4 separate regions of the Homo sapiens genome follow, and all the other regions are linked to region 1. The links are chromatin contacts, found by Hi-C in ENCODE. All regions are on one chromosome and are shown on one strand. The core of a region is the stretch at or near the end of the contact, and the rest is flanking DNA. Distances in the headings are between cores, read along the strand shown. Region 1 holds the start of IL15 (interleukin 15). Region 2 overlaps GAB1 (GRB2 associated binding protein 1). Region 3 holds the start of ELMOD2 (ELMO domain containing 2). Region 4 holds the start of SCOC-AS1 (SCOC antisense RNA 1).

Region 1 (2,700 bases), core at 23-2,522:
TATGAAAAATTCTGACTGGTCTTGAAATCCATTGACACCATCACAAGAAAATTCAACATGACATCGTCATGAACAGAAATGGATGATGGCTTCATATTCTTAAATATAATTTCCAACTATGGTGAAATTTTGAATGGTTGTAAAAACTGTTTTTGCATTTTTATACCTCACTTATTTTGTTAATGGAGACTATCTAGAGTTTGATGTAATTCTCATCAAAAAGTCCATCAGTAATTATTTCAAATATAAAACTGATATCAAAAAATTGAGTTAATGAAAATAAACTCAAATTTTTCATAAAAATATGAAATTATATTATACGGAACTTTATGTACATGGAAAGTGAATAATTTCTATTATTTTTCTATTTGATATTTATCATATTTATGTAATTAAAAACATAATTAAATTTTAAACTAAATTAAACTGCGCTCCAGGAAGACATCATTTTCTCTGAACCATGACTCTGAAAATTTGGAAAGCACCGTACAAGAGGGATTTTCAGTGATTCACAAGAGTGCAAGATTCTGCAAAGTACTTTCAAAACTAAGCGTGAGATCTTTGCTACTGCCTTTATGGCATGCAAATCACTCAGCCTCAACTCAGTTCCTTCCTCCAATGTAAAAATACTACAAGAACAACATCTCACGCTTCCATCAAATGGGACCATGTGTGATATTTTACACTGGACTACACAATAGGCTGGAAAAGTGATCCGCAGAGAGGCTCATTGCTCTAAGTTCACTCCCTGTACCAACTGTCTTGCACAAAGCTGCCACCCGGGTGTCTTCTTCCAACATTTCCCCTAGTTGGACTTCAAAGTTTCCTTCTTGCAGCCTGTGCGGGGACCAAGAGGCCGGTCTAGAGTAGCCGCCCAGCATCCAGATCCGACATCCTTTTCCCTTTCCTCAGGAAGACTTGGATGCGCGCCAGCCCAGCCCGGGTCTCCAGGTTCAGCTGCGGAAGCTTCCCACATGGTGCCCGTCGCTTGGGATGCGGCTATCCTTGTGCCTTCTCTGCAGGTGTCCCGGCAGGTAGAGGAGGAGACCGGTGGCTGGTGTTCCTGCAGGGCGGGGCTGGGGCTCCTCGATGTCCTTGCGCTTGCCCTGCAAGTTCTGCGCCCCAGGCCCCGGCAGGGACGGAAACAGGCCGGGAAGCAGTGACACCTGGGGCAGTCAGTCATCCAGGAGCCGCCGCCACCCGCCCCACCCCCAGTCTCCGCGGGAGGTGTTTGTCTTCGCCTATGCTCCCGGCTCTTTCTCTTTCACTTTTCTTTTCGCCAGGGGTTGGGACTCCGGGTGGCAGGCGCCCGGGGGAATCCCAGCTGACTCGCTCACTGCCTTCGAAGTCCGGCGCCCCCCGGGAGGGAACTGGGTGGCCGCACCCTCCCGGCTGCGGTGGCTGTCGCCCCCCACCCTGCAGCCAGGACTCGATGGAGGTACAGAGCTCGGCTTCTTTGCCTTGGGAGGGGAGTGGTGGTGGTTGAAAGGGCGATGGAATTTTCCCCGAAAGCCTACGCCCAGGGCCCCTCCCAGCTCCAGCGTTACCCTCCGGTCTATCCTACTGGCCGAGCTGCCCCGCCTTCTCATGGGGAAAACTTAGCCGCAACTTCAATTTTTGGTTTTTCCTTTAATGACACTTCTGAGGCTCTCCTAGCCATCCTCCCGCTTCCGGAGGAGCGCAGATCGCAGGTCCCTTTGCCCCTGGCGTGCGACTCCCTACTGCGCTGCGCTCTTACGGCGTTCCAGGCTGCTGGCTAGCGCAAGGCGGGCCGGGCACCCCGCGCTCCGCTGGGAGGGTGAGGGACGCGCGTCTGGCGGCCCCAGCCAAGCTGCGGGTTTCTGAGAAGACGCTGTCCCGCAGCCCTGAGGGCTGAGTTCTGCACCCAGTCAAGCTCAGGAAGGCCAAGAAAAGGTACCGCAGCTCCCCACTTCCTAACTGCTCCCGTCCCAAACTCATTGTGGGCCGGTGCAGATGTCTGTGCGTGCGCGTCTATCCCTACCTTTGCAAAATCAAATTATCGCCCTCTTCTTTGCTTGCACACGTCTTCTGGGAGAGAAATTTGCAGGAATGGTCAGTGCTTGGCAGTCAGGCCTGGGTCTGTATTGGTTCCAACTCTGCGCCAGCCAGTTATCTCTTAGAGAAGCGATAGTGTATCTAGAATGTCGAAGGAACTTGGAAAAAATACGAGCGAATTTCACTGAAATAAAATCATTATTCAAGGTGGCTTTTAAATGAAAATCCAGCCAATTTTTTCAAGTGTTATTAAGACCGCATGTAGCAAGGGTATATAGTTCATTTGACTTTATGTAATTCCATGCATTAAAAACTATGTTGACTTCAAAGTATGTCTAAACCAAACTAATTCTTAAATGATGCTTACAACAGATTCTTAAATAGGATGAGTCAGCAATTTCAAAACTGGAAGTAAAGTGGTGGTCACCAGCTAGTTTCCATTATATATTTTTAAACTACTATCTAATATTATGATACTGGTGGTGGCCAACTAAGTGGACGTCATCCTTATCTTGTCAGTGTGGTGAAAGAGGCCATATTAGCTAGGCTGAATTTTTGCTCAGGTATTACAGAATAAACTGGTGATTATGCATCCTGCCATGTAGAGGTTATAAGGTGAACCATTCTACTGAAAGCATCAAGATACAATACACTTTTGGAAGGCCGAGGCGAGAGGATAGCTTG
Region 2 (2,700 bases), core at 103-2,602, 1.7 Mb after region 1:
AGGAAATGATTCCTTCTACCCTAAGGGCTTTTTCCTTTCCTTTATCTCTTCAAAGATGGTTCTTAAGACTTAGTTTTAAATCATATATATATATATATGAATTATCAGAAAGAGGGAAGAATAAATTTGAGCATTCCTATTTTTTTATACATGTTTTGTAAATCTCTCCTTTAGTGGAAGGGAAAGAGGATGCAACTATGCTGAGAAATGTGTCTGTTATATAAATTGCTATTTTAAAAAACCACTTTTAAAAACTAAGAACCTAGGAAAGAACTCCGGTACGTTAAACCAAGCCCTAAATTTTCAACAGACATTTTAATGATTATATATTTTATACGTTGTGTGTACGTGTGTGTATGCCTTAAAGTTTTTAGATTGAAGTTATTAAATTTCACCTGTCTTTTGTTGCTCTTAAATGATTTACATGTAATTTTGTCAGTGATTCTTACATGATCACCATCTACTCATAATTAATTGTATAGACACAATTTTAAGTTTCATAGCTTTTTTTCCAGTTGAATTGTAACAGCCTGTTTAAAAGACAAATTTATAGGCGATTGTAATCTTCATGAAGCAATGTGAGTTGATGAATACCTTTGAATGTTGTTTCGGTATTTTTCTTTTTTATTATAAAATGTTAAATATTTCATTTGTAGAGCTTCTCTCATGTCAATTTGTTGTATTTGACACAATAGGAATACTCATGCAGTGTTACCAGTTTCGTGATATGCGTTCAACATCTCTGAAGGTGGTGAATATAAAATCTGTTTTTCAAACAAGTACACACATGAAACTAAAACAATTTATTCAAGTCCTAAAACAACGTTAGTGAAACTTCAGTTCTGCCACTGTGCCCACATTTAAGCTGACAGCATGTGTGTGTGAGAAGAAGATACACATTACTGATAATCTCTTTAGAATGCATTAATATTTTCAGGCCCAAATATGAGTATTCAGTAGGTTCATCAGATTAAAAAAGCTAAATGAAATTTAAATATTGACTTGTATGTTTCCTTTAATTAATTTTGGTGACTTACTAATTGGTATTTGTGGGGATACGTAGAATTTTTTGAATTGGTGTTTGTATTCTCCATGTTTTAGTTATAAAGCACTATGAAGAGAAAGTGAATGAAGAGGCTGCCTTCAGGTGTAGTAAGGTTTAACTTCTATCCCGGTTCCAACTTGTCCTGCTGTCAGCTTGCTCCTTAGCTCCCTGGCTTATTTACATATTGTATAATCCAGACTGGCTTGTCCCGTTTGGTAGGTTGGTTATAAACTGCAGAGCTAAGTAAATGTGTGATAACATTTTAAATGGTATGAGAAGTTAAACAGTACTTAAGGAGTGATGTCGTAAAGAACCCCAGCTGTCAGGTGCCCCAGGGTTGGCCTCCTTTGGGGCCATTTCCGTTTTCTCTGAGTAACAGGAAATAAATGTGAAACTATAGTAAATTCTGGTCAGATGATGACCCCCTCATCCAGATGAGATGTAGCATGCTGGATCTGATACTGAAAATGTTTGATACTGAAAGTAGATTATTAACTATTTCCATTAATGAGTTTTGTACACAGGCAGAACAAATCAACAAAAAACCCACGGAAGCATTTTTATCTGTCTTTACCCAATATGAAAACAGTAAAGGCTAGACAAGTCCTGTTCTCCTCCTCCCTCGGTGTATAATGAGAGAACATTTCCATGTGCTTTGTGATGACCATTTCTAGTGGCTGCATGATACTGTGTCCAGTTGTAGGATTATTGGGTTTCCCAAAACATCACTGCTCTTCAGTGTTTAACATTATGAAAAGTTGTGCCTTATCCCCTGTGTGAGTGCTCTAAGCTCTCTGTAAGGCTGTGTGCCCTGGTCATTGTTGAGTATGTCCTTTTCATATTCATTTATAATCAGGCCAGCCAAAGATTGGAATCTAATGGTGGATGTCAAAGTCTTTCCTAGAGTACCTCTTCCTTCCCTACTGGGTCTCTCTGAGATTTTCAGGGGTTGCCAGTGGCAAAGGGTGTTTGTTAACCCCTAAAGTGATGGTGATGGTTTCTCCCTATTGTGTTATACTGTGCATTTGCTCCAATTTCAGGGTTCCTTGGTTCAAAGGAACGCTGGGGAACCCTAACTTTGAAGATCTCAATTTGACAGCAACCTGCCTTTTTCCATGAGTCACTGTTAGTTCAAAATACCCAAAAAGAGATTCTCATTTCTGTAGGTTGGGCAAGTTGCAGCCTGCTTGATTTTTTAGTGTCTTTGGTTTATAATGATTTTAGAGAGTAGAAGAGGAAATGGCTGTTTATTGTATGTTGCATAAAACTATATGGCCTTGTGCAAATGATCTAACTTTATATGAATCCTGGATTGAAGACAGATGTTTCTTTTGTATAAGTAGATTCACCACTCTGTGTCCTACTCTGAAATAATGAGGGGGAGAATAATCCCATATATATCACATCAATTTTAAAAAACCGGAATTCAAGAACTGGGAAATTTTTCAGTTTACATTCTCCTGATTCTGATTTTGTTTCTTACGTTATTTTTCTATTTTAAATTTGCTTTTATTATTTGAGATAAAAAATACTTTGTTTCCATTCTAAGTTTTGTTTTTTGAACTAAAGGTTAAAAAACCTGCATTCATGGAATTGTTGCCTTTTCAGTGGTTAACTGTTAGATTTTATAATCAGAAGATTGAGATCTTTAAAGG
Region 3 (2,700 bases), core at 81-2,580, 1.1 Mb before region 1:
CTGTGATTTTACTATTGTAGTGTCTATCCAGACTTCATTACCAAGTTCATTGTTGGTATGGGACAGGGATGACGGCTTATGCACCCTGCACATGGCTAGTGTTCTACAATTAGTCCATTTTTTAAACGCTGGTTGAGATGTGGGAAAGTATGTATCACTTGCTTCAATTCAAGGAGTTGGAAGGAATATACATATATACACTTGCATATAATATTTTTGGAATTAGAAACAAGAAAGTAATACTGGTTGCTTCTGAGCAAGGTGACGGAGGTATCAGGAGTTTTGGGTGGATGGGGAAATTTGTTTTCAGTATCAGTTGTCCTTTGTATTTATATTCTACTCTCCCCCTTGCTCTTTCTCCTCCAGCCACCCCGGCCTTCTTGCTCTTCCTCCAACATTTCAAAAACCCTCCCAATTCAAGGTCTTTGCACTTGTCATTCTGGTGCCTGGATCACTCTCCCTCCAGATACTCCCACAGTAAACTCCCTTACTTCGTTCAATGAGGCCAAAATGCCACGTTAATAATGAGACTTCCTTGACCACACTGTATGCAATGACTTCCCCCACAGACTCCCCATTACCCCTTAGCTAACAACCCCTATACCCTTAACATTTAGTAGCATCTGACATATTAAATATTTGGCTGTTTGTTTCGTGTTTGACTGCCTTTTGGAACACTGCCTGTGCTAACAATCAACAAATACTTGTTGAATTAAGAAACTTACTGCTTGAGGTTTTTAAAAAGTAATCACGAAATTACTTTTTCAACAAAAACAACCAGTTAGGGAATAAACATTTGATAAATTAACTTTTAGACCTATAGTATTATAGGATAAAGTCCAAACTTCGTTTCTCAACACATGGACTTTCCTCATCTGCCACGTATTGGCCACAGTCAAGTAGCCGGTTCCCTTTTCTCGTGCATAAAGTGGAGTTATTCATAATTACTTCACAGAATTAAGATTCAATGCAGATGAAAGCGCTTTTGTAACTAAGGCACTATAAGTTACCGTAAGCACAGGGTTTCTTCCGCGCTTGGAGCCTAGGAATAGTACAAGGTGTCAACCCGCGCTAAGGACCTGAGGTTCAAGGAGGGAAAAGTCTCCAGCGCAGCGCTAGGAGGCGCTACTCCGGCGCGGGGCGGGGCTCCTGGCCGCCGTTGCCAGGGAAACCGTCTGGGCGTCCCTAGTATCTGAGCCCTCGCGCCTGGGCCACTCAGCTCGACCTCTCTCCAGCGTTAGCAATAGGTGGAGCGCGGGCCAATCGGAAGAGGCCGGAGGGGCGGGGCGGGCAGTGGCCCTGGGAAGGCGGGTCCGCGGCCTCGCTCCCTGACTTCCGGGTCGCGGTGCTTGAAGGGAGTGTTCCGTCGTTTCCGTTGCCGGCTGTTTGCAGTGGGGAAACCGAGGCAGCTCCTGCTCCCCCTAGTTCTTCCGCTCCTGTGAGGTGGCTGCTGTTTCTTTTCCTCTTGCCCCGGATGCCTCGGTGCGGCTGCACTGAGAGCGCGCGGGCTCGCGAGCCCCGCGGGGTTCTGCGGGAACCCGGGGGCGCCTGGGCCGGCGGGTCTTTGTGCGAGCCCTGCCCTCCCATTCGCGGGCGGCGCGCGAGGGGGGTCGGCGCAGAGACGCCCAGAGCCCTGGGGTGCTCAGGCGCCGCTACGCGTGCATCCCCTCTGCTCGGCAGTTCTGCGCTTTTGTCCTAATGAGCGCGGACTAGATGGCTTGATTTTCAAGATAATGATCAACCCAGCTGTGCTATGCGCTCTTTCTGCACTGACCTGCGGGTACTTCGAACTTCGACAGTCCCTCCTCAGGCCCTAGTCCAGAGGTGACGTGTCTGTGGGAATGTTTAAGGCAGGAAGGAGACGAGCAATTTTGTTTTTAAGTATCTCCCTCTCACTAGTATCTCCCTGACTTTTTCATTTAGAAGCTGAAGAATTTTCTTATGGCATAAGATATAGTTGTATCGAGTGTGTACTTAGCAAAACAAAAACTTGTTAGTATTTCTGCCCTTGACCTATTGAATGGAAAATCAAGAATGAGCTAAGGTGTTATATACTCAGTGTTCAACTTGTATACTTAAGTTTGTAGTGTTTTTATTTGCTGGCATCACCTGACTGGGACAGTTGTAACGAATTATCCACATGGGATAAGAAGAGTGTATTCTATAAAAACAACTCTGATGTTTTGGTATATATTTTAATTGTTGATTAGTTGGAGTCCTCTTGATCTTGAACTGTTGAGCCCCAGTTCTCAAAGAATGGGAAGTTAGGAAACTAAGATATGAAATACAATTATTTAGCAAAAAGTGCAAACCATTCTGTTACTCTTTCAAGCCATTGAATAGTTTGAGTACATTGTTTGAATTTTAGTTTTGAAAAAGTGATTAATTGGCCATTTGATCATCAATTAATAGCGGTATATATTACACCTGCCATTGTTTTTAAATGCCTAATTAAACTGTCAAAACAGACACAATGAAATGATAGATACATAATTTGAGATTTGATCAGTTGTATAAACTTTTTAAATTTTAAAATTCAGTTTAAGGTCATTAAGCTTGTCTTGTATGTTTCCCTCCTCCAGGAAAAAAAAATGTTTATTTCTTTGTGGGAGTTCTTCTATGGGCACTTTTTTCGATTTTGGATGAAATGGCTATTACGACAGATGACTGGGAAGTGTGAATTGCAGCGAATATTTGATA
Region 4 (2,700 bases), core at 21-2,520, 1.3 Mb before region 1:
GAGAGTTGCTCTTTAATAGGTATACAGTTTTAGTTTGGCAAGATGAAAAGAGAGATTGGTTCTGGAGATTGGTTGGAGAACAATGTGGAATGTATCTTATACTACTGAAGTTAAAAATGGTTAAGATGGTAAATTTTATTCTATGTATATTTCACTACAATTAAAAATATTTAAAAATACTGTTCTAGCAAAAACAAAAGGTTGCTTTTAATAGTTTCTCTTGATCTTTGGTGTCCTGCAATTTCACCGTTGCATAGAATTCTTATATTAATCCTGCTCAAGAATAAGTACTTCTTGAATCTGAAAATTCAAATATTCCACAATCTTGGAAAATTCTTAGTTATTACTCTTTGAATACTGCCTGCATCCATTCTCTCTAGTCTCTCTTTTTTGGCACTCCTATTAGATTTATGTTGGATTTTTTTTCATTTATTTAGCTCCTACATTGCATTCTAGTAAATTTCCTCAAACTGAATATTGCAGTCGCAGCCAAATGCATAGTTCTCAAAACACTGAATAGAAGATATTTTTATATAGCTCTTAAAATGATTAAGGCGATGTGTCAGCAAACTGTGCCAGAAGTAAAAAGTCAAGAAACAGGGAGACATAAGGCTTGTCTCTACAGCTTAGGAGGCTGTGCCAAAGCCAAAATAATAATGTATTGCTGTGGATGTCTACCTTGTACTCAACGAATATTAAAGCAGGATGCCGCTTTGTGTCAAGTACTAGATTACGATGAACGGTGTCACGAAGAACACTCCACTCTTGATACCGTATATGTGACCTTGAGCAAGAAATGTGTTCACGCTCAGGCTTCAGTTCCTTTCTGTGGGTTGCTGTGAGGCTCCACAGGGGTAAGGTAAGCACAAGTGCTATGCCTCAGTACCACTAGGGTATTTTCTCAATTCTAAAATATTAAATGGCCACGCACTACAGATTTAATAATAGTTTCGGAGGAGGGGCGTGAGGAGAGGAACATTCCACTAGCTCAACTATAAGCTTTCCGATTTCGGAAATAAGAAAAATATGAAAAAGTCTGCTTTTAGAATTAAGGAACGACGGTGTCGCGTTGACTTTCTCTGCTTGGTTCGCAAACGCTCTTTTCTCGAACTTGAATGACTTCTCTGTCGCTCATACCAACCTCTTTCCTGAATGACTTCTCTGTCGCTCATACCAGCCTCTTTCCTGATTTTCCACACTGGGATTCTCACTCCAATTCTCAGGTTTCCTGATAGACCTGATGAGCCGCTTCACCAGCGCCGCTTAGCTTCGCTTCTTTACTGTCATTGGCTGTCGCTGTTCCAGGTCCCGCCCACAGCGACCTCAATCCTGATTGGATGTCAGTGTCCTTTTGTTATGGCAAAGGTGGATCCCGGTGCTTTGAGATTGGACGACTGGGGTGAGGCGGGCAGCTAATGCGCAGGCGTGTATTCTCGAGTCAGGATTGGCGGGCGAGCGGCTGGGACGGGATGGGATTCTTCTCACGGCGCACGTTCTGTGGGCGGAGTGGGCGGAGCTGCCGGGGTCAGTTGGTCCAAGTGTCCCGGCCTGAGGTGTCGGCCGGATCCCTCCTTCTCCCGGCGCCTCAAGCGGAAGGTGAGGGCCGTCCCGGGCAGCGGAGGGCCTGGCCCCAGGCGACTAGAGCTGCATCCTCAGTACCTCCGAGGGCCTGGAGGGCGGGGCGGGCTGGACGCGGCCCTGCGCACCGGGGGCCCGGGAGGAGCGGTCTCGGGCCTGGGCATTTGGTGGGCGGCGGAGGCCTGGCTCCCGGCAGAACCCTTGCGCGACCTCTTTTTCTCCTGTTTTCGTTGTCAGGCCCAGGCGTTCTTTGGGAGAGGGACCTCTCGCGGTCCCTGACGCAGACATCGTGTAGCTTTCTCCCCGCAGCTCCTGGGTCGGGAGCCGCTTTGCAGCTCTCGGCTCTGGAATTGGACTGCGGGAGGGGCGTTTGGGTGGAATGGGACCTGGCACGCCTGGACCTTCCCGTGGCTGCTCTGCGAGAGCCTGAGAGATGGGAGGGGAGGCTGAGGTGGGGAGGGAGCCTAGAGAGCCGTAAAATAAGGATTGGACCATTTTTCCAGGCGGCGAAAGCGGCACCTGGGTTTGTTTCCTGATCGTCTTCTCCCCCAGAGTCCTGCTGAACAAGTTTTGGGAAGAAAGGTTTGGAAAGGAGAAAGAGGATACATTCCTGAAAGGCAGGGCTTCTGTTATACAGTGTGTCAACCTCACACTATTACGCAACAATAAGGACAGATGCCATTCCAGGTTGCCAACACGTTTTCTATGCCCGAGGACCCAAAGCTGTGCCCATGTATTCTGGTACCTCTATTCCTGATTAAAATCAGTGTAGCTAGCCATTCTCTGAGAGTATAGCTTCCATTTAAATCCTCATTTGGCCAAACAGTTCCTTGATCTTGTGGAATTTGAAACTGGATTTATTTAACCAGGACAAGTCAAAGCAGAACTTGAACAGATCTGAACAGACATTATATTGAAGTTCCGTAGCTTGAAGGGAATGGAGTTTATTTTCAGTTGCTTAGTAAAGATTCCAGAGGAGTTTGACATCAGTGGTAGCAAAATGTTTGGCAAACTTAAGATTAGGGCCATATTAAAGTTTTTTCCATTGCATAATGGAAAAAGCATGGACTGTGAAGTTAGACCTGGGTTCAAATTCTTGGTAGAGACATTGGCTGTGAAACC

Evidence for each region. Hi-C counts contacts between places; a loop is a spot of excess contacts on that map. Pooled maps may share reads with other maps.
Region 2: a map with no recorded cell type shows a loop between it and region 1 (4-fold over the local background). The contact joins the enhancer-like site here to the promoter of IL15 in region 1. A Hi-C loop is called at or near these places in 4 of 37 single-sample maps with no recorded cell type and 5 of 50 pooled maps.
Region 3: a loop to region 1 is called in a map with no recorded cell type, with 7 times the contacts of the local background. The contact joins the promoter of ELMOD2 here to the promoter of IL15 in region 1. A Hi-C loop is called at or near these places in 2 of 37 single-sample maps with no recorded cell type and 10 of 50 pooled maps.
Region 4: a pooled map shows a loop between it and region 1 (16-fold over the local background). The contact joins the promoter of SCOC-AS1 here to the promoter of IL15 in region 1. A Hi-C loop is called at or near these places in 3 of 37 single-sample maps with no recorded cell type and 9 of 50 pooled maps.

What each region holds. Positions count from the first base shown.
Region 1 is chr4:141,635,311-141,638,010 of GRCh38, forward strand. IL15 (interleukin 15) reads left to right here and starts at 1,273. Exons shown (of 8, transcript NM_000585.5): 1 at 1,273-1,438. RefSeq lists an enhancer at 1,186-1,275.
Region 2 is chr4:143,357,784-143,360,483 of GRCh38, forward strand. All of the region lies in intron 1 of GAB1 (GRB2 associated binding protein 1), which reads left to right. Among named protein-coding and RNA genes, the nearest start is that of MIR3139, 16 kb to the left of the region's middle. Within about 2 kb of position 1,353, at least 24 of the 41 ENCODE cell types and tissues checked have a DNase peak (open chromatin) inside an H3K27ac peak, as active enhancers do.
Region 3 is chr4:140,522,838-140,525,537 of GRCh38, forward strand. ELMOD2 (ELMO domain containing 2) reads left to right here and starts at 1,331. Exons shown (of 9, transcript NM_153702.4): 1 at 1,331-1,443; 2 at 2,583-2,700. The coding sequence starts at 2,592. RefSeq lists silencers at 1,033-1,382, 1,573-1,692.
Region 4 is chr4:140,372,122-140,374,821 of GRCh38, forward strand. It overlaps SCOC-AS1 (SCOC antisense RNA 1), which reads right to left and starts at 1,271. Exons shown (of 5, transcript NR_033939.1): 1 at 1,142-1,271. It overlaps SCOC (short coiled-coil protein), which reads left to right and starts at 1,525. Exons shown (of 4, transcript NM_001153484.2): 1 at 1,525-1,596. RefSeq lists enhancers at 1,208-1,709, 1,405-1,454 and a silencer at 1,615-1,814.